Regions from separate parts of the Homo sapiens genome. Here region 2 is linked to region 1. A link is an interaction called in ENCODE POLR2A ChIA-PET data of the cell type or tissue named here. Cell type or tissue: PC-9. All regions are shown on one strand. Links, peaks and the distances in the headings refer to the core of each region. The heading gives the core; the rest is flanking DNA. Region 1 overlaps LOC400499 (putative uncharacterized protein LOC400499). Region 2 overlaps LOC400499 (putative uncharacterized protein LOC400499).

Evidence for each region. Peaks named below come from ENCODE experiments on the same cell type or tissue, not always from the same donor. Only the 100,000 strongest peaks of a DNase experiment are listed, where the experiment ranks them.
Region 2: POLR2A ChIA-PET joins it to region 1 with 5 read pairs; 3 of 35 experiments call an interaction of 5 or more read pairs at or near these places.

What each region holds. Positions count from the first base shown.
Region 1 is chr16:11,390,065-11,400,830 of GRCh38, forward strand. LOC400499 (putative uncharacterized protein LOC400499) reads right to left here. Exons shown (of 67, transcript NM_001370704.1): 51 at 9,638-9,751; 52 at 9,408-9,536; 53 at 8,284-8,445; 54 at 6,447-6,611; 55 at 3,327-3,495; 56 at 2,253-2,437; 57 at 1,946-2,038; 58 at 1,602-1,797; 59 at 215-399; 60 at 41-138. It also overlaps a transcript of LOC105371082 not described here. Among named protein-coding and RNA genes, the nearest start is that of RMI2, 50 kb to the left of the region's middle. RefSeq lists an enhancer at 1-557. In PC-9, for the core only: CTCF peaks have their summits at 6,322 (motif pointing right) and 6,525; no DNase peak of the experiment used is centred there.
Region 2 is chr16:11,452,371-11,463,136 of GRCh38, forward strand. LOC400499 (putative uncharacterized protein LOC400499) reads right to left here. Exons shown (of 67, transcript NM_001370704.1): 24 at 9,747-9,933; 25 at 8,594-8,749; 26 at 8,107-8,240; 27 at 7,526-7,684; 28 at 4,489-4,669. Among named protein-coding and RNA genes, the nearest start is that of RMI2, 110 kb to the left of the region's middle. RefSeq lists enhancers at 4,109-4,628, 4,629-5,146, 6,139-6,278. In PC-9, for the core only: no CTCF peak of the experiment used is centred there; a DNase peak (open chromatin) is centred at 6,301.

The sequences.
Region 1 (10,766 bases), core at 1,679-9,678:
GCAGGCACGCAGGATGCGCTACTCTCAAACCCCGAGTTACCTGGCCGACAGGCTGTACAGGTCCAGCAGTGGTTTGCAGAGCCTCTTCAGTGCCCGTGAGAACGTGGCCTCAGCCCAAGACAGCATCTGTTGGGCGGCCTGGAGAGGGAGGGGACAGTGAGAGCTGGCTCAGTCATCCTCACCTGCCAACTACGCCCCATCCTTGCTCACTCACCAGCTCCAGGGCTCCTTTCATGGCCCCCAGGGCCGCCCTGATGGGCCTTGGACCCCCTTTGCCTGGCATCCCGGGCACCCAGGCCTGCAGCCGCCGCATGGCCTCCTCTGCTCGCTCCCGCCACACCTCCTCCAGGGGCCGCAGTGTCACCTCCAGGTAGGCATCCTTCAGTGTGGCCAGGGGCCCTGCAACAGGCAGCCACCACCCACCATGAGACCTCAGGGCAGGTCAGAGAACCAGCCCTGCCCAGACACGCCAGGCCTCGAGGAGATAGGGCCTGTTCCTGGGATTAAGATGTGGGGAGCTGGGGGAACTGGAACAGAGCAGTGGCACTGGAGATTGCAGGGGAGTTGTCACAGCAGGCCTGAGCCGTCTCTGCAAGGCCTGCTTATAAGGTTGTCTGGGAACTTGGATTGGGGGAGGGTTCCCACCAGTCCTAGAATTGATATGAGGCTCCCTGCATCTGAACTGTTTGTACAAACGTGGTTTATGCCGGACCCCTGCTTGCTTCCTAGGAGTCTGACAGTGTGGTCCGTGCCAAGCAGCACCTGCCAGTGTGGCAGCCCCCAATAAAAACCCTGGGTGCTGAGTCTCCCAGGAGCTGCTCTGGTGACAGCTGGGACAGCTAAATGCATCCTGTGTGAAAGCGCTGGGACTGGGAGAGTACCCTGGGCACTGGCCCTGGTTCTCCCTAGACTCCGCCCCAGCCCCCTTCCCTGTGCTGACACTCCTGCATCCCCTCACTATAATAAATCACAGCTGTGAATAGCGCTGGGCGGAGTCCTGGCGCATTCCTCCTGATTCACTGCCCTGGGGGTGGTCACAGGAACACTCTGGCACAGCAGGGAGGATCGGGAGGTAACATTCAACAGCCAGTCAGAGGGATGCCCACCCTGGCGCTGGGCAGGGCCTTGGGGGCTCTGTGCTGTGCTGGGCATTAGCCCTGGATGGCGGAGAGGCCAGAGGTTCCCAGTCCTGCCACGAGGCTGGTTGGGGCAGCAGGTGTGAGCCTTTAATGACCACCTGGCCACATTGAGCTCATCGTGGAACCAGAAAGAGATGCTGTGGCAGTGAGCTTCACAGAAACAAGGCTGTATACTCAAAAGAAAGCAGGCGGGAGACTGAAAAAACCTAGGCAGCAGGCATAAGGGAGATGAGCTTGGAGACTCTGTAAAAATGACACAGCAGACCCAGAAAAAACAAAGGCTGTAGATCTATAACAAATAAGGCAGGGGGCTAAACACAGCTGGGCTACAGGCCCATGGGAAGCGAGGCCACATTTCTGATTGAAACAGTGCCACAGGCCAATGTGAGCGCTTAGGGCCCCGGTGGAGAGGGGGGACATTGATTTCCGCACAGGATTGAGCCCTCCCCCTCCCACACTTACATTCCAGCTCCTCCCGCAGCTGCTCCAGCCCCACCTGCAGCCACTCCAGGTAAAGAGGCAGGTGCTGGGTCAGTGCCTGGCTCCGGGCCCACAAAGTGGCTACTGCCCAACCACTCGCCTGCATGGCCTCCCGCCCCGCCTGGGACAGCTGCAGAAGGAGGCCTGCCACGCCGTCCAGGGTGCCTGCCGGCTGCACCTGGACAGGGAAACCGAGGCAGAATCAGGGTGAGGTCCAGGGCAGAGAGAGCCCCAGACCCTCCTGCCTGGTGAGTGGGGGCTACAAGCCAGGTCAGAGGGGGACCTCTCCAACCTGAGCCCCCACCCTCCCCTGCTGTGATACCCACCAATTGCTGGAACCTTCTCACAGAGGCACCCAAGCCTTGAACCTTCTCTTCCAGCCGGGCTTGCACCTGGGAGCCAACTGCTGCAATCCTGGACTGTGAGGACAGAGGAAGAGGCTGGGGCCTCGCAGGAATGAAGTAGACACAAGGTTCTCGGTGCCAGCAGCAGGTGTGGGCCTCACAATGGGGTTGTCTGCCCTGGTTTCTGGGCACAGCTGGACCCCAAGGGCTCGGGGCTCCTGGCACGGGGGCCTCTGCCCAGTGGGAGAACGGTAACCCCTTCCCTGTGTCCCAGCCCAGGCCCTCTCACCTCCACATGGCCCAGCAGGCCCCCCTGGCAGCCGCGCGCGGCCAGCAGGAGACTCTGGTTGGCAGCCTGCAGGGTCAGGCGTCCCAGCGGCTGGGAGGGCTGCCTGCCATCCCGGAACAGGACCTCCGCCTCGGCTGTCCGCCCATGGGCACATGCCCGCAGCACCACACTCTCCTCTCTGCCCCCTGGAGCCAGAAAGGGACCTGCTGGTGCCCCCACCATGTCTCTGGCTGCCCACTCCCCCTCCACCGCTTTCCGTAGCTCCCCACTGCCCCAGGCCAAGCCTCAAGGCCCTAGGATTTGAGAACCTTGAGCTGCACCACCTAGAGCAACCACCTGAGCCACCTGAAGCCCCCTCTTCTGTCCCCTCCCCCGACACGGCAGTCAGTTAGGGATGCCATAAGGCTTCAGGGGGTTTCCTGAGGTTTTTTTTTGAGACACCAAGGCAGGAGTACAGTGGCTGGATCACAGCTCACTCCCAGCAGCTGAGACCACAGGAACACATCACCCCCTACCCCACCAGGTTTTTTCGTTTTTGTTTTTGTTTTACTTTTTGAGACAGAGTCTCGCTCTGTCGCCTAGGCTGGTGTGTGGTGACACGATCTCGGCTCACTGCAAGCTCCGCTTCCCGGGTTCACGCCATTCTCCTGCCTCAGCCTCCTGAGTAGCTGGGAACTACAGGCACCCGCTACTGTGCCCGGCTACTTTTTTCTATTTTTAGTAGAGATGGGGTTTCACCGTGTTAGCCAGGATGGTCTCGATCTCCTGACCTTGTGATCCACCCACCTCGGCCTCCCAAAGTGCTGGGATTACAGGTGTGAGCCACCACGCCTGGCCACCCCCCCCCCTTTTTTTTAAGTAGAGACGGGGTCTCACTATGTTGCCCAGGCTGGTCCTGAACTCCTGAGCTCAAGCAATTCACCCATCTCGGCCTCCCAAAGTGCTAGGATTACAGGTATGAGCCCCTGCACCCAGCCCCGACTTCTGAAATCTTAACGCCCAGACCCCCGTCCTTTCTTGAGCCAACAGGGGCCGTGGCCCAGCTAGCTGAGCTGGGACCCAGCTGCCACTCACCCTCCTCATGGGCCACAGAGGCCTGCAGACAGCTTGGGGCCCGGAACACAGACAGCCTCACTTTCTCCTCTCTGTTGTCCACGCTTCCCTCCAACCGGACCAGGCTTTGAGAAGTCGAGGTGGAGACACGGCCCAGTAGGCCAACCCGCTGAGCCTTGGAGCCACGAAGCTGGGAGGGGGAAGGCAGAGGCCTGAGTGGAGCCTGGCCCACCTGTCCCTGGTCTCTCCCCTGCCCGCCCCAGGCTCAGGAAGAGGCTGGCTGGGGAGGCTGCTGTTGGACCTGTAGGGAACCAAGGGAAGGCACAATGCCCACGCCCGATCTCCAGGGCACCAGGTTCCCCACGCCATATCCCTGTCTAAGGCTGCCAGTGCCCCATTACAGAAAGCACTTTTGAAAATACTCCGGGCCAGGATCAAGGGCTCACTCCTATAATCCCAGCACTTCAGGAGGCCAAGACGGGTGGATCGCTTGAGCCCAGGAGTTTCAGACTAGCCTGGACCACATGGCAAAAACCCTGTCTCTACCAAAAATACAAAACTTAGCCAGTCTCATGACAAATACTTTTTTTAATTTTTAAAAATACCCATCTAGGAGCCCAACCCAGCAGCAGCCGCCCACAGGGTGGCTTAGAGATGGCTGCTGCCCAGGCCCCACCCAGACACTCTGATTTAATTGGTGTTGGGGGCCCCGGGCCCTGGCATTTCTAACATCCCCAGTGCCCTGGTGTTTCTGCTACAGCCCAGGCTTTCCGAGTTTGCATGGGAACCACTGCAAAGGTCTAAGCAAGGAGACACGGGCACACCTGGCATAACACCCCAGGCACTGGGCAGCTTACCTAAGTCCCTGCAGGTGCCCAGCCTTGGGGGCACGGCAGGGACCAGGACAGGCGAGTCTAGAATGGGGTGGGAAAGAGGCTCAGAGGCCCCCAAGAGAACACAAGCCCGGAGGAGGCCCTGCAGGGGAGGGAGCCTCAGCTACCCTGTATTCTAGTCCAGACACTGCAGCTAACAAGCTGTGCACCCTTCAGTAAGGGTGTCACCCTCTCTGGGCCTCAGCTCCAAGATCTGTAAAATGATACAGAACAATGGTTCACAAAACTTAACAGGACTTAAGAGTGTGTGTGCGCGTGCACGTATGTCTGTTAAGGGTTGAATTTTGTTCCTCAGATAGGTTGAAGCCCTAACCTTCTATACCTGTGAACGTGGTGTTATTCGGAAATAGGTTTTTTGCAAAAGTAATCAAGTTGAGGCCATAGTGGATGAAGGTAGGCCACACACCCAATGAATGCTGTCCCTGTGAGAAGACCATGTGAAGATGCCACCCAGAAGGCAGAAGGCCACCACGTGGGACAGAGGCAGAGACTGGTGTGATGCCACCACAGCCGTGGGTCCTGGCAACCACCAGAAGCTGGAGGTGCTACAGAAGGATCTTCCCTAGGACTTTGAGAGGGAGTGTGGCCCTGCTGACAACTTGCTTTTGGACTTCTGGCCTCTAGAACTGTGACACCATACCTGTCTGTTGCATTAAGCCTTCCAGTTGGTGGCAATTTAATACAGTAGTCCTAGGAATCGAATGCAGGGTGCTTACTAAACATGCAGAAGCATGTCGATCTCTGAGGAGATCCAAGTTGGTAATAGGGCTACAGCCCAGGACTCCTGTGGAATTTAACCAAGCACAATGTGATCTTGCCAGGCAGGTGGGGGCAGGGGACGGTCTGCAGACCACACGGAGTTGGCCCTGGATGGCTCCCAGCATCTGAGCTCAGCCCCGCTGGGTGTCACTGAAGAGCAAGGGCCATGCCTGCCTCTGTGTAGCCTGGGTGAATGCCTGACCTCCCTGAATCTGTCCCTCATCTGTCCTGGGGCCACTGGGTTGGGGTGAGCAAGAAACAAGGCTGGGAAAGCCTTCTGACCACTCCACAGACCCCAGAATGGACCAAGTGAGAATAGCTGTCCCAAATAAATCGGGGATAGGGAAGCAAGAGGACCAGCCTCTTGCCGAGCATCCGCCATGGGTTCACTCCCAGGGCTCCAGTTCCATCAGGCACGGGGCTTACAGAGCCGGGGGCAGGCAGGGGCCTGGCTGGAAACGGGGAAGTGACAGTCAGTCCCGGAGAACAAGAACCTTGGAAGGAGAAACTCCTTTGAAATGGCCACGGCTGCTGAACTCTCAACCCAGAAATGCCATCCTCATTCAGCTCGGATGCCGGGAAGGGAGGGAACTCCCCTCTCACAAGCACCTGCTACATGCAGATGTTGTACAAATGTGTTTGCTCCTAACCATTCTGCAAGGGAGATGGTATTTGTTCCCATTTGACAGAGGGGAAGACTGAGGCTCAGCAAACGAAAGTCACGAGGCCAAGTTCACCTGGCCAGGGAGACAGAGGAGGTGGATGGAAACGCCGAGAGAGCACCTGCTACGTCACGTGCCTTGGCTACGCAGGCAGCGGGAACCGGTATCCAGACTCCCAAAAACCACCCTGTGAAATATCTGATCCCCTCCTACAGATGAGGAAACACATGCTCAGAGAGGTTCCTTCCTGGGATCACCTGGCCAGGTCAGGGCAGAGTAGGTATTGGAGGCCAACTCTGCCCCTTCCTACTTCCCAGGGCTGCTGGGAGTAAGGAGGGGGAGGAGATGGTACCAGTAATGGCTAATAGCAAATACTTACGTAGTGGCTGTTTTCTCTCAGGCACTGCTCTAAGCGATCTATGCCTACGACTATATTTAACCCTTGCAATATTAACCCCATGGGAGATAGGGCCAGTACAATTATACCCATTTTACAGGGGAGGAAACTCAGGTACCAGGAGGCAGCTAGGCTGGGATTCAAACTTGGGCAGCCCAGCCACTGCCTCTCTGTTATAGGAAGGGCCGGGTGTTGGGACTGTGGAGGAGCTGCCTTGTCTTGGCGCCAGGGCCAGGCCTGGGGTTCAGCAGGCGTTCCCCCGACCCAGAATGAAGCTCTGGCCCCATCCAGAATGCTGGTTTGCAGTTCCTCAGATAGCCACTAGATGGCGGGGCCGCCCAGGCAGTTGGGGGCCTGCTGGCCAGGGAGGAACCGCAGGGATGCCGGGATATCTTTCCCAGGGACTGTCAGCCCCATCCTGGCCACTGACCTCCAGTGCCCCGGAGAAGTCAGCTGAACGAGGCCTGCTGTGGTTTTGGAGGGTCAGGCTGAGATGCAGGCCGTGGTCTGGGTCTGGTGCAAGGCCCAGGTGGCAGCGGGAACGCAGCAGGAGTCCACCCTGGCCCAGGGTGTGCTCCCCGACGACCAAGAGGGCCTGGGACGAGAGAGTCTAGGTGTCAGGCAGGCACAGGGGTGGCAGCTTCCTCTCTCCCCAGTCCCCTGCACCGAGAATGCAGCAGCAGCTGCCACCTCCCAGCCTCCACACCTGTCGCAGCTCACAGCTGACCTCTAAGAAACGCAAATCAGATGCCGTCCCCTAAGAAGCTGGGCTCTGGCATGGCCCGTGGCCTGCTTTGTTGTCCCAACCTCACTTCCCTTGCTCCCTCCGTAAGTGCTGCCCCGTGTTCCTCAAGGCAGAGTTGTGCCTTAGGCCCCTTCCCTCTGCAGGGCTCACACTCACCAGTGAGGCCCCTTTTTGCAACACCCTGGCCCCTCTCTGCTTCATTCCTGCACAACGTTTACTACACCCTGACCATAGACCATGCATCTCTAGTTTGTTGTATCGTCCTGGCCCCACTGGAATGCGCCACCCAGGAGGCCGGCACCTAGGCTGTGTCTTTCACATCCACTCCCTGCACCTAGAACACAGCCTGGCATAGGTGAAACACACAAATGTTTTCTGAATGAACAGAGGAAAAGATAAGGGGTGGGAAACTATGGTTTGGGGCCGAATCTGGCTCACTGCCCACTCTTGTAAATGCTTTTTATTTTGAGACAGAGTTATGCTCTGTCGCCAGGCTGGAGTACAATGGCACGATCTCAGCTCACTGCAACCTCCGCCTCCCAGGTTCAAGCGATTCTCCTACCTCAGCCTCCTGAGTAGCTAGGACTACAGGCACGTGCCACCGTGCCCAGCTCATTTTTTCTATTTTTAGTAGAGAAGAGGTTTCACCATGTTAGCCAGGATGGTCTCGATCTCCTGACCTCGTGATCTGCCTGCATCGGCCTCCCAAAGTGGTGGGATTACAGGCGTGAGCCACCGCACCCGGCTTGTAAATACTTTTACTGGAATACAGCCGTAAGGATTCATTTACATATTGTCTATAGCTGCTTTCACAAGACAGTGGTAAAGTTGGTTGTTGGAACAGAGACTGGATGGTTCATAAAGCCTAAAATATATGCTATCTGTCTCTTTACAGAAGAGTATGAGTCCTTGGGATGGAGGGAGGGAGGGATGGAGGGAGGGAGGGATGGAGGGAGGGAGGGAGGGAGGGAGGGATGGACGGACGGATGAATGGATGCAAGGGAGGAACGGTTGGAGGATGAATGGATGGAGAGAGAGGGTACATGGGAGGGCAGATATACGGGGATGGATGGAAGATAGGAAGGAGGATGGAAGGATGCGTAAAGGAATGGATGGATGGGTTGGTGGATGGAAGAACCAATCAACCAGCTACCAACCCCAGGAGGGGAAAGGGGTTGAGGAAAAGGAGTCCTAACACCTCTCCTCTGGGGTAATGATGACTACAGCAGCTCTAACTCATGTGCCCGGCACCAAGGCTGAGCATTCCCGCATCATGTCTCTCTTAAGTCTCACCATCACTCTACGTCCTGGAACCTGCTGCTCCTTCCTCAGATGAAACACCAGAGGCTCAGAGAGGAGATGTGCACTGCCCAGTCACCCAGCAGGCAAATGGCAGAGCCACGATGGTGGCGTCTGGCTGCCTCGCTCACACCCCTGCATTCTGCGGGCACCACCCTCACTGCTGCCCCCTCACCATGGGTCCCTGGTCCTCCAGCTGCCCCCTTCTGCAGGGCAGACTCACCCTGGGCAGGTCACAGAGCCCCAGGTGGAGGGAGTGCCGCAGCCAGCGTGCATAGTCAGTCTGTACTTCTCCCCAGAAGCTCTGACGGGTACAAGAGGCCCCGAGGACGTGCTCCAGCGTGGCCTCCATGATGATCTTGTCTGGCTGAGATGGCCAATGCCTCTGGAATGAGAGGGCCTATGGGTCAGGGGCTCATCACCTAAGAGAATGCCCATGGCCAGCTGCAGTTGGAGACCCTCACCTAGGCAAGAGCATGTGCCAGGAATGTGCCGTCAGAGCTCTCATCAGCCACAGCACCCCCTTACACTCTGCGGCAGGATTTTTTTTTTTTTGAGACACTCTTGCTCTATAGCCCAGGCTGGAGTACAGTGGCATGATCTAGACTCACTGCAACCTCTACCTCCCAGGTTCAAGCGATTCTCCCACCTCAGCCTCCCAAATAGCTAGGATTACAGGTGCATGCCACCACGCCCAGTTTTTTTTTTAATTCTTTAGTAGAGATGGGGTTTCGCCATGTTGGCCAGGCGATCAGGTGATCCCCCCACCTCAGCCTTCCAAAGTGCTGGGATTACAGGTGTGATTCGCCATGCCCCGCTCGTGGCAGGATTTCTGCTGTGAGCACTTAGGGGGCCATGCCTAAGAGCCCCAGGAACCCAGGCGGGAGGTCCAGAGGAGGAAGGGGCTTCCAGGGCCAGCTCTCCCCATTTCTCCATGGCCTGGTTCCTGCCCCAAGCTCTGCAGAACAGTGCTCGGCCCCATGAGGAGCCCTATCAGGTAATGATGCTGGAGGAGACCAGACCTGATGCCTCGGGGAACCGGAGCTCCCGATCTCCCTCCGCCCCCTCCCGAGAAGCCCCCTAGCATCCCACCTTCTTCCCCATCTGTTCCCAGCATCTCGGGCCGTTCCCCTTGCTTTTCTTGTCTTCCAGAGCCCTCACCACATCCCAGTTAGGAAGGGAACCATTTCACAGATGAGAACACTAAGGCTCACAGCAGAGAAGTAAGTTGCCCAGGATCCCGCAAGCACTGGAACCCAGGACCACGTGGCCCCAGAGCTGGACGCTCCTGTGGCAGGTGGAGCCGCCTGGGGGTTCCCTGCCCAGACGCTGCTCCCCTGACCTCACCTCGTAGGTCAAGTTCTGCCGCATGCGGTGCTGGCCCCAGGACACGTTGAGCTGTTCAACGAACACAGCTGGGGTCTGCGTGAAGGCCCCGCAGGCCTGGAGGCTGTTCAGGCCCCAGGTTTCCTGGAGCTGATAGGGAAGAGAATAGGGTACATGACCTGGGGGGCCAGCTGAGAAGCCTGGAGCGAGGGGGACCCCCTCACTCGGTGCAGCGGTCAGGCCCCACATACCTGCCCCGGGGAGGCGGCCAGGCAGCCGTCCCAGGCGGTGCTGTGTGCTAAGGACCCGTCAGCCCAGGTGAGCTGCAGCGTCGCAGGTTGTCCTCTGTTCCAGGTGAGCTGCACCTGCATTGGGATGGGAGGGCAGTGGTGGGGAAAGGGGGACATGTAGGGGAGAGGAGAGGTTAACGGTGTCCCCACAGCCATCTCTGTTGGGAAATGAGAGGCTAGGGAGGATGGAGAAGCTGGTGCCCCTCCCCCAGATATCCCTAGAGGAACTAGGATGGAGGGTGGAGAGACTGCCCTGCCTACCCCCATCTCTGGAAGAGCTCAGAGCCATTCCCAGGCTGGAGACTGAAAGCATTTAAATGAAAAAAAAAAAAAGCCTCATCCCCAACACCCAGACTCAGCATTTCCAAAGACAGAAAGCAACCGTGCTCCTCACTGGGGCCTCCAGGGCCAGCATGATCTGTCCCTGCCCATCTGACCTCATCTCCCTGTCACCCATCCCTCCCAGTCACTCTGTTCCCATCTTATTTCCCTTCCAGCCCTCCCCAAAGCACCCGGCTCATTCCCACCACAGGGCCTTTGCACGGGCTTTTCCTGTTGCCTGCAGTGCTGCTCCTCCAGCTTCTCTCAAGCCCGGCTCCTTCCCATCCCGGGGCCGCCTCCCCCATGAGGCTCTCACTGACCACCCACCTTACAGTTGCTGCCCCACCCACCCACCCAGTCACGCTCAGTCTCACATCTTTTTTTTTTCTTTTTTTCTTCTGAGACTGTCTCACTCTGTTACCAGGCTGGAGTGCAGTGGCGTGATCTTGGCTCACTGCAACCTCCACCTCCAGGGCTCAAACGATCCTCCCGCCTCAGCCTCCCAAGCAGTTGGGATTGCAGGCACACACCACCACACCCAGCTAATTTTTATATTTTTAGTAGAGACAGGATTTCGCCATGTTGGCCAGGCTGGTCTCAAATTCTTGGCCTCAAGTGATCCACTGGCCTCGGCCTCCCTCAGTGCTGGGATTACAGGCATGAGCCACCACGTCCGGCCCCTCTTTACTACTTTACAGTGCTTATCATATCACACCTTCTGATTTTTTAATTCATTCCTTGGCTTGAATTCTGGAGAGCGTCTTTTGCC
Region 2 (10,766 bases), core at 1,547-9,546, 62 kb after region 1:
AGAACCAGAAGAGAGTGGCCACTGCTGCGGGAGGCTAGGGGCTGCTGGAGGAAAGGCAGGAAACAGACCTAGAGCTGACCACACGCGGGGTTCATGATCAAGGGCGCCCCTCTGGGTACCCGAGGATCCTGCACACAGCTCATGGGTCAGGGAGCCCACAGCGGCCCCTCAAAGTGAATGGGGATGGCACAGGCCTGGGTTTGGAACTCCGGAGCTGGAAGGACAACTGCATCTGCCCAGGCAGGACCTGAAAACATGTTGTCCTTCCATTTGTATCCCAAAATCCTGTGTAGAGTCTTTCCATGAGGACAGGGCCAGGGCTGGCTCCTGGGCCTCTGGGTGGCCTCATGGGTCATTCAGTAAAAGTCCTGCAAACTTGTCACCATCTGGGGACATTCCTGCCAGTTCTTCTCCATGCCCTTCTGTGTGAGACACTGGGCAACTGCTTTAGGCCATTCCTGATTCTTCTTCCTCAACTCTTCAATTTCAGAAGATTTCTAATCTTTTAGGAAGCTCTGGATCTCCAGTTACTCCAAAGGTGAATTAACTGGTCCGATGAGTTTTCTGGTTCTTGGTTTCTTTTTCCTTTTTTACTTCCTGAGGGCTTCTAGTCATTTTAGTCAGATGTCTCACTTTCTCCACTTTTATTCCTGAGTTTTCTCCTGGGATCCTTTTTACGGCAGCCTTAGGGCCTAATCCTGGGTTGGCAGAGAACTAGCACTCACTCTCCCCTAATGGGATCCAGGAGAGTCAAGAGGTGGCCAAGTGTGGAAATGTGTTCTCTCCTCTCTGTTTCAGCGGGTCTCTTACTCGAAGTTTCATAAAAGGATTTTAAGGAGAATAGATTTTTTTAAATCTGTGCTCCAGAATATCAGATCCCTAACTTTGCTAAACTGCTGGTTTTAATTAAGTCCTCAGGCAGCTTCTGAGTACACTGAAAACATAATTACCCTGTTTGAAAACAGGGTAACCAATATTTTGAGCAGCCGACTCAAGCATAAGCACATATCCAAGGCTGGCTTAGCATTTGGGGGAAAGCCTCCAACAGGAAATACAGAAATAAAAAGAAAAAGGAAACTCCGAGGCAACAGATAAAACTCCCTGAAATTCTGTAACTTATACTCTAAGAGAAGACAATTGCATTCATGGAACAGGACGCTGTAAGAAAGGAACAACAACAACAAAAAAGAGCTCTTGAAAATATAAGATAATCCAAAATAAAAATGCTAGTAGAAGGGCTAGCATATGAAGTCGAGGAAATCGGCTCTTGAACAGAACCAAAGGACAAAGAAATAGAACAAAAGAGAAACAAGGAGGCCAGGTGCGGTGGCCCACACCTCTAATCCCAGCACTTTGGCAAGCAGAGGCAGGACGATCACTTGAGCCCAGGAGTTTGAGACCTGCCTGGGCAACATACTGAGACCCCATTCTCCAAAAAAAAGAAAAAGAAAAAAAGAAAAACGAGTTTGAAAAGAGAAACAGAGAAAACATTAGAAGCTCAGTTTTCTGAGGACCAACATCTAACCAATAGGAATTTCAGAACAAAGAAAGGAAATTATCAAAGAAACTGTAAGAGAAAATTACACAGACCAAAATGACATGTTTCCAAATTGAAACACCCTATGCTAAGGACCCAGTACAATGGAAGAACATAGATCCATACCAAGGTACCTCATAATGAGATTTACCACCAACAGGACTAAGACGAGCTCCTAAAAGCTTCTAAGACAGTGAGAAAAGGGTCACATACAAAAGATGATAAATCAGAAGAAGCATCAGATCTCCCAATTAATTCAAAACAATGGAGCAATGCCTTCAAAATCCCAAGAGAAAATTATTTCCAACCTAAAATTCTCCACTCAAACTGTCCCAGTAGAATGAAGACATTTTCAACATTTAGGGTCTCAAAATGTTTGTATTCTGTGATGGGTTAACTTGTGTTCCCCCAAAAGATTAATTGAAGTCTTAATCCCCAATCCCTCCCAATGCGACCTTAACTGAAAATGGGGTCATTGCAGATATCATTAAGTCAAGATGAGGTCATACGAGAATAGGACATGCCCTTAACCCAATAGAACTGATGTCTCTATTAGAAAAGAAAAATCTGGACACAGACACACACACACAGGGAGAATGCCACATGACAAAAGAGGCAGAGATTAGAGAGGATGCGGCTGTAAGCCAAGGAACACCAAGCTTCAACATCCATCACCAAATGCTTGGAAAAGGCAAGGGAGGGTTGTCCCCAGAGCCTTAGAGAGAACATGGCCCTGGTGGCTCCTTGACTCAAACTTACAGCCTTCAGAACTGTGAAAGAACAAATTTCTGTTGCTTTAAGCTGCCCAATTCAGTAATTAGTTACAGAACCCTTGGAAATGAATACACCTCCAATGTATGCTTTCTTTGGAAGCTACTGAAAGATGTACTCCATCAGAACAAAGGAATAAACCAAGAGATATGACACAGGTTTAAGAAAAAGGGATTGTGACCCAGAGGAGAAGTAAAAGGAATTCCCAGGTTGATGGAAAAGGGAGGCTGCAGAACCACAGCTGTGCAACTGGTCGTCTTTGGAGCAGGACTCAGGCTCCAGGAAGAGGGTCCCCAAGAAAAATAACAAAACTAATTGAAGTCAATGAACAATCTGATGTGTCTGACCACCTGGAAAAAAGTTTTGCAATGCTGCTGAAAATTCTGTAATTAGTAGACAAAAATTATAGAAAACTAATCAAATAGAAAAATAAAGGCAATTACAAAACTCCAGAAAAAAACAATAGGTCACCATGATAGGACACCATATATCTCAGCTATGTAAGACATTTATAGTTATAATTGGGTAAGCATCAGATGTTAACAAAAGGTAACTCTTTTAAGAAAATGGAAGAGAATATGTATTTGAAAGGGGCACCAATCTAAGAGTTAAATTCTTATCTTCTCTAGTAAGAAACCTATGGAGAAGGCCTAAAGCTGAAAAATCAAGAAATAACAGCATGATTATATTATTTTTAAATATGGAGAATATAAACAGAAAAAATGGCTAAAAGAATTTAGCGTGCTTACTGTTTTAAGCAAGACTTGGGGTAGGGGCCAGGCACAGTGGCTCACACCTGTAATACCAGCACTTTGGGAGGCCAAAGAAGGTGGATCACTTGAGCTCAGGAGTTCAAGACCAGCCTGGCCAACAGAGTGAAACCCCGTCTCTACTAAAAATAGAAAAATTTGCCAGGTGTGGTGGCACACACCTGTAATTCCAGCTACTTGGGAGGCTGAGGCACGAGAAGAGCTTGAGTCTTGGATGCAGAGGTTGCAGTGAGCCGAGATCGTGCCACTGCACTCCAGCCTGGGTGACAGAGTAAGACTCCGTCTCAAAAAAGAAAAAAAAAAAAAAAGAAAAAGAGAAACAAACAAACAACATAGGCAGATGTGACAAAGAGGATGTATAAACTTTAATCAACTTTTATAAACTTTAATCTTTTAGATTAAACTTTATAAACTTTAATCAACTTTTAGAAAACGTAGTTCAGGTCTACACAAGAGCAGAGAGCATAATACAATGAGCCCCCATGGGACCCAGCTTCGACAATGAGCAACTCACAGCCGAATTCACTTTTAAACAAGGTATCGCTTCGATAAAAATAAAAACTGAAAAAATGGAAAAAAAAATTCGTGGATAAAATTTTTTTTTTTTTTTCCTGAGGTGGAGTTTCACTCTTGTTGCCCAGGCTGGAGTGCAGTGGTGTGATCTCTGCTCACCGAAACCTCCGCCTCCTGGGTTCAAGCGATCCTCCTGCCTCAGCCTCCCGAGTAGCTGGCATTACAGGTGCCTGCCACCACACATGGCTAATTTTTGTATTTTTAGCAGAGATGGGGTTTCACCATGTTGGCCAGGCTGATCTTGAACTCCTGACCTCAAGTAATCCGCCCCCACACCCAGCCTCCTAAAGTACTAGGATTACAGGCGTGAGCCACCATTCCCAGCCGGTGGATTCATTTTTTAAAAGTGACAGACAGTGTTTTCGAGACACAAAGATCTGCAAATGCAAAGGCCCTGGAGTGTGTCTGGGGAACAAAAAGAGGCCTCTGAGCCTGCAGGATAACGAGCAAGGGGGAGAGTGGGGTGGGACAAGGCTGGAGAAGGAGGAAGGGCCTGACACTTGACTGGCAAAGGTAAGAAGTTACGATGTAATTATAAGCATCACGGCACTCATTAAAGATAAGGTTTTCGTTTGTTTGTTTTTAAAATTAAGACAGGTTCCTACTATGGTGCCCAGGCTGATCTCAGACTCCTGGCCTCGAGAAGTCCTCCCGCCTTGGCCTCCCACAGTGCTGGGATTACAGGCGTGAGCCACTGTGCCTGGCCCAGTTTGAGTCTTGAGTTAGCCTAGCCAACAAAAGGAAAAGGTGTTCCAGGAAGGAGGCATAGCTTGAGCAAAGGCCTGGAGATCAGAAACCTGAGCTGCTAGCCAAGGAGGCCCCACAGCCAACACTCACCTTCCCACTTCCACAGGGTGGCCCGAGATGTGTCCTTCCACTGCCCGCCTGCCACAAACAGCGGCCGCCCATTGTACTGCACCTTCAGGTGACTGCTGCTCTCCACATAGGGCAGGCGGAGGCTCAAGTGGTAAAGCTGCACGCGGCAATCCACCTGCCTCTCAGGCACCTGCAGCACAAACTGGAGAATGCCCACCCCCCCAAGATGCCAATGGGATCATGCCACCCCTGGCGTAGAATGTGCCCGGGAAGTTGAGGCAGCAGCGAGCCAAGATTGCACTACTGCACTCCACACGGGCAACGGGAGTGGAACGCAGTCCAAAAAAACAAAAAACAAGGAGCGTTGGTAAGGATGTGGAGAAATCTGAATTCTCATACGCTGATGGTGGGAATGTGAAATAGTGCAGCTACTGTGGAAAACAGTGTGGCAGTTTTTCAAAAAATTAAAGATCGGGCCGGGCACGGTGGCTCACGCCTGTAATCCCAGCACTTTGGGAGGCCGAGGCGGGTGGATCACGAGGTCAGGAGATCAAGACCATCCCAGCTAACACGGTGAAACCCCGTCTTTACTAAAAATACAAAAAATTAGCCGGGCATGGTGGTGGGCGCCTGTAGTCCCAGCTACCTGGGAGGCTGAGGCAGGAGAATGGTGTGAATTCAGGAGGCAGAGCTTGCAGTGAGCCGAGATCGCACCACTGCACTCCAGCCTGGGCACAGGGCCAGACTCCATCTCAAAAAAAAAAAAAAAAAAATTAAAGATCGAATTACCATACGCCCCAGAAATAACACTTCCAGGTATACATACAAAAGAATTGAAAGCAATAGAAAGAATCGAAAGCATCAGATATTTGCACACTCACGTTCATAACAGCATTTATTCACAATAGCCAAAAAATGGAAGCAACCCACATGTCCATCAACAGATGAACGGATAAACAAAATGCTGTCTATACAGACAATGGAGTATTCGGCCTTAAAAAGGAAGGAAATTTGACACATGCTACGATATGGATGAACCTTGAGGACATGCTAAGTAAAATAAGCCAGTCAAAAAAAGGACAGGACAGGCACGGTGGCTCACACCTGTAATCCCAGCACTATGGGAGGCCGAGGCAGGTGGATCACCTGGGTTCAGGAGTTCGAGACCAGCCTGGCCAACATGGTAAAACCCCTGTCTCTACGAAAAATACAAAAAATTAGCCAGGGCTGGGCGTGGTGGCTCACGCCAGTAATCCCAACACTTTGGGAGGCCAAGGCAGGCGGATCACCCGAGGTCAGGAGTTTAAGACCAGCCTGGCCAACATGGCAAAGCCCCATCTCTACTAAAAAATACAAAAATTAGCCGGGCGTGGTCGTGGGCGCCTGTAATCCCAGGTACTCAGGAGGCTGAGGCAGGGAGAATTGCTTGAACCCAGAGGCAGAAGTTGTAGTAAGCCAAGGTCGTGCCACTGCACTCCAGCCTGGGCAACAGGCTGAGACTCCATCTCAAAAAAAAAATTAGCCGTGTGTGGTGGCAGGTGACTGTAATCCCAGCTACTTGGGAGGCTGAGGCAGGAGAATCGCTTGAACCTGGGAGGCGGAGGTTGCAGTGAGCCAAGATTGCACCATTGTACTCCAGTGTGGGCAACAAAAGCGAAACTCTGTCTCAAAAAAAAAAAAAAAGACAAACGGTATGATTCCACGGCTCTGTGTTAGCTAGAGTAGTCAAAAATCCGAAACAGAAAGTAGAATGGTGCTTTCCAGGGACTGGGAGAAGGAGAGAATGGGGAGTCAGCATTTCCTGGTTATAGACTTGCAGTTTTGCAAGTTCTGGAGATAAGTAGTGGTGATGGTTGCACAAGAATGTAAATGCATGTAATGCCACCAAACTCCAAAATGGTTAAAATAGTAAATATGGCCGGGTGTGGTGGCTCATGCCTGTAACCCAGCACTTTGGGAGGCTGAGGTGAGCGGATCACCTGAGGTCAGGAGTTCAAGACCAGCCTGGCCAACATGGAGAAATCCCGTCTCTACTAAAAATACAAAAAAATTAGCCAGACGTGGTGGCAGGCACCTGTAATCCCAACTACTCAGGAGGCTGAGGCTGGAGAATTGCATGAACCCAGGAGGCGGAGGTTGCAGTGAGCCAAGATCATACCATTGCACTCCAGCCTGGGCGACAGAGCGAGACTCCATCTCCAAAAAAATAAAAAATAAAATAAATAAATAAATAAATAAAAAACAGTAAATTTTACATGATGTATACTTAGCCACAATTAAAATTAAAAGTTAATATTTAAAAGATCATTTGCAGGACTGGATGTGAAAAGGGAAAAAATATCCTAAACCAATTTTTTTTTTTTTTTTTTTTTTTTTTGAAAAGGAGTCTCGCTGTTTCGCCCAGGCCAGACTGCAGTGGTGCGATCTCGGCTCACTGCAAGCTCCGCCTCTGGGGTTCAAGCCATTCTCCTGCCTCAGCCTCCCGAGTAGCTGGGGCTACAGGCACCTGCCCCCGCGCCCAGCTAATTTTTTGTATTTTTAGTAGAGACGGTGTTTCGCCGTGTTAGCCAGGATGGTCTCGATCTCCTGATCTCGTGATCCGCCCGCCTCGGCCTCCCAAAGTGCTGGGATTACAGGCATGAGCCACTGCGCCCGGCCCCTAAACAAATTTTTAAATAAACATACAAGGTTAAATGTGTGCTGTGTAAGAACCACCACCTGTTCAGCTGCTGAGCACACCATCAGTCCTAACTCAGCAAAAGAACCCACCCTCTGGGAAAGACTAAAAGCGAACCGCTCTTTCAAAAATGCATTTTTACAGGTGGAAATCTATGTTTCCCAAGCCCTCCTGCCAGTCCTTGGCACTCTGACAAGTGTTTCTCACCCCTGGGGACATGGGGTCATGGGGCTGGAGATGCAAAAGGGAAAGTCACCAAGGCTAAGTTTCAGCTGCTTGCATCCTTGTAGCCAGGGCCAGAGGGCCATGTGGGGGTTCCCCAGCTCCTACCGTCCATGCTGGACTCATGGGGCACGGCTCTGCCGCAGTGGCCAGGCTCACCTCCATGAAGTGATTGCTCAGGGCGGGCCCCGAGTCATTCTTGAAGGTCTGGCTGACACGGAGATGCCTCTTGTTGCTGTTCTTGTCCCAGTGCTTCCCGTAGCTCACCTCCAGCTGTGAGTGCAGGTGGCCCGAGTCCTCCTCATGCCAGAGCTGGACCTGGGACACACATGGGTGGTGAACTGCCCATGGAGGCCCTGCCCACCCAGTCCCTGGGCCTCCTCATAGCCACCCACTCCAGGGATATCAGCCTGGTTTTCAGAAGAGACGGTTCTGTAGAAAGCACTATTTTTTTTTAATTTATTACTTATTTATTTTAGAGACAAGATCTCACTCTCCCACCCAGACTGGAGTACAGTGGCGCCATCTTTGCTCACTGCAACCTCCGCCTCCTGGGCTGAAGCGTTCCTGGATGAACAGACATAAGACTGAGACTGAAGTTCCAGCCCCGGATCCATTCCCATATGGCTATGTGATTGTGAGCAAGTCCATCTCTTTGGGGATGAGTTCAGGGTACTCAGATCACCACTTGCCTGACTCTAGTGCTCTCTCCGGATGTCGCACCTGGCCTGGGAACCCACCTTGTGGCTGAAGGCTAGGATCTGTGTGCAGTGGAGCTCGTGGCGCAGCTCCAGCCTGTAGGCACCGTCTGAGCCACTGTCTGCCCGCAGCTTCTGGCTGGTGCTGCACTCGTGTGCCGCCTGCTTTGCCTGACCTGTGTGGATCAACCCAGAGACCCCTGCCCTCCTCTGCCAGGCAGCCCTCCACCAGGGCTCCAAGAGAAGGAGGGCCCGGCCCAGCCTGGCCTCAGCCACACCCCCCATGCTTTGCTCCACCTGTCACTCCATTAGAACCTGTCGATGGGGAGGTGTTAAGAGATGGGTGAATGTCTCCTCAACAGACACACTTTTTAATGGGCAGGTATTCAGTCCTACTCAGAGCCAACAGAATGACTAATGGAAAACCCCGTGGTGACAGCGTATCTCAGCTCACGGAGCCACAGCCCTAGGAAACAGGGCAGGCCCTGCCACCTCCACCTGCCCCGCAACCAGGCACGCAGTGCCTTACCCAGGAGGCTGTACTGGATCCTCAGGGAGTTGGTCCAGAGCTGGCCCCGTTGCTGCAGCAGGCCAAGGGCACGAAGCCCCACCAGCCCTGGCACAAACAGCTCGGCACCCAGGGCGGCCACCCTCCGTCCATTCTCCTCCTTCCTCTCCAGCAGTGCTGCAGGGACAGAGAGCAGGCAGATGAGAGGGTCAGCCCCCAGGGACCAGCACCCCCATCCCCAGGCAAAGAAGGGACTCAGGTATCACCGAGGGGCCTTGGGGTTGGGGGCTCCTTGAAGAGCCAACATGTGCACCCTGCACAACAGGCCACAGACAGGCCTGATCACAGCTCACTGTAGCCTTGACCTCCCAGGCTCAATCGATCTTCCCACCTTAGCCTCCCGAGTAGCTGGAACTACAGACGTGTGCCACCACACTTGGCTAATTTTTGTATTTTTTGTAGAAGCAGGGATCTCACTATGTTGCCCAGGCTGGTCTTAAACTCCTGGGCTCAAGTAATCCTCCTGCGTTAGCTTCCCGAAGTGCTGGGATTTCAGGCGTGAGACACTGTGCCTGGCCCAAAAATAAAGTAGAATAAAACAAAATCGAACAGGACAGAAGAGAAAAGAAAGAATAGCCCATCATGGGTTGTTGGGTAAATTTCACCTTCTGAAGCTTCTGAGACACAGAAGGTCAGCCAGAACGCACAGGTGAAACTGGGCCAGCTGTTATGACTCCCAGACACCCACATCGGGGGGTCCACAGCCACTGCTCCAAGTACCCCCAGCCCCAGCTCCTGTCCTTACCTTGGAATCTTCCGGAACACCCATGAGCGGCACACCCAGGCGCCACTACCCCAGCTCCAGCACCAGGGCCAGCACCTGCTCACTCTGTGTGTGTTTTAAATGCCCAGTGTATTTTAGGTCAAAATGTTACAAGTGTTTCTTATCGTGGGTCAGAATAAAAACAGTCCAAAAGTTGCTATTTTAAGGTTTGTGGGTGCAGTTGGAGGTTGGGGGAGGTTCTGGGGGCTCACATGGAGCTTGGATCTGCCCTTGGATGGGATGTTGATATTAAGAGAAGCTGCAGTGATGAGGACCATAAGGAGGCACTTGGGCCACCACACCCTAACCTGGCCACAGAGCAGAGGGGACAGAAGGGGTCTCATCTCCTACCTGTCACGTTGGCCTGGTCACTCAGCAGATGGCTCAGCGATGCGGAGAAGGCCAGCTTGCTGCCCACCTGCCGTGTGAGGTTCCCGGTGAAGACGACGGGGCTGCCCCCCGTCACCAGTTTCACCTCCAGCTGCGCCTGGAACCGCTCAGCCTCGCCACCCATGGCTGGCTGCAGGTCACTCCAGCCCTGAAACGGCCTCAGTGTCACCTGGGAGGACAGGCTTGGCCAGCAGGCCCAGCCCTTACCACACGAACTGGGACCAGACAGGGCAGGAGACAACATCGCTAACAACCTTCTACACCGATCCTTACCCAATTTTTCTTTTTCCTTGAGACAGAGTCTCACTTTGTCTCCCAAGCTGGAGTGCAGTGGTGGAATCCTGGCTCGCTGCAACCTCCACCTCCTGGGTTCAAGTGATTCTCCTGCCTCAGCCTCCCTGGGATTACAGTCACGTGCCACCACACCCGGCTAATTTTTTTATTTTTAGTAGAGATGGAGTTTCACTATGTTGGCTAGGCTGGTCTCAAGGTCCTGAGCACAAGTGATCCACCCGCCCTGGCCTTCCAAAGTGTTAGGATTACAGGCATGAACTACTGTGCCCAGCCCTTCCCCAATTTTTTAAACTCTGGATTTCTCAAAATTAGAAACCTGTGTTACAAACTCAGACATAAATGTAAGGGACTCCTCTTCTCTCCTTGACATCCCCCTCATTCAGTCCATCAGGAACTTGAGTCAACTGTCCCTATGGAACGCGTCTAGAATCAACCACTTCTGCCACCTCCGCTGCCTCACCAGCTGGAGCCCCGGTCATCGGCCTGTCTCACTGCAACATCCTCCTGGCTCTCCCGGCTCCCATCCCGCTGGTGGCAACTAATCTCCACACGGCAACCAGACACGTCGAATGATGGCACACTAGCCTTTCTTACAGTACAACCCAAAGTCCTTGTGAAGGCCAGCGAGGCCAGAACTTTCTCTGCTGGTCAGTGGTGCAGACCTGGCCATGGGAAGACACTGGCAGA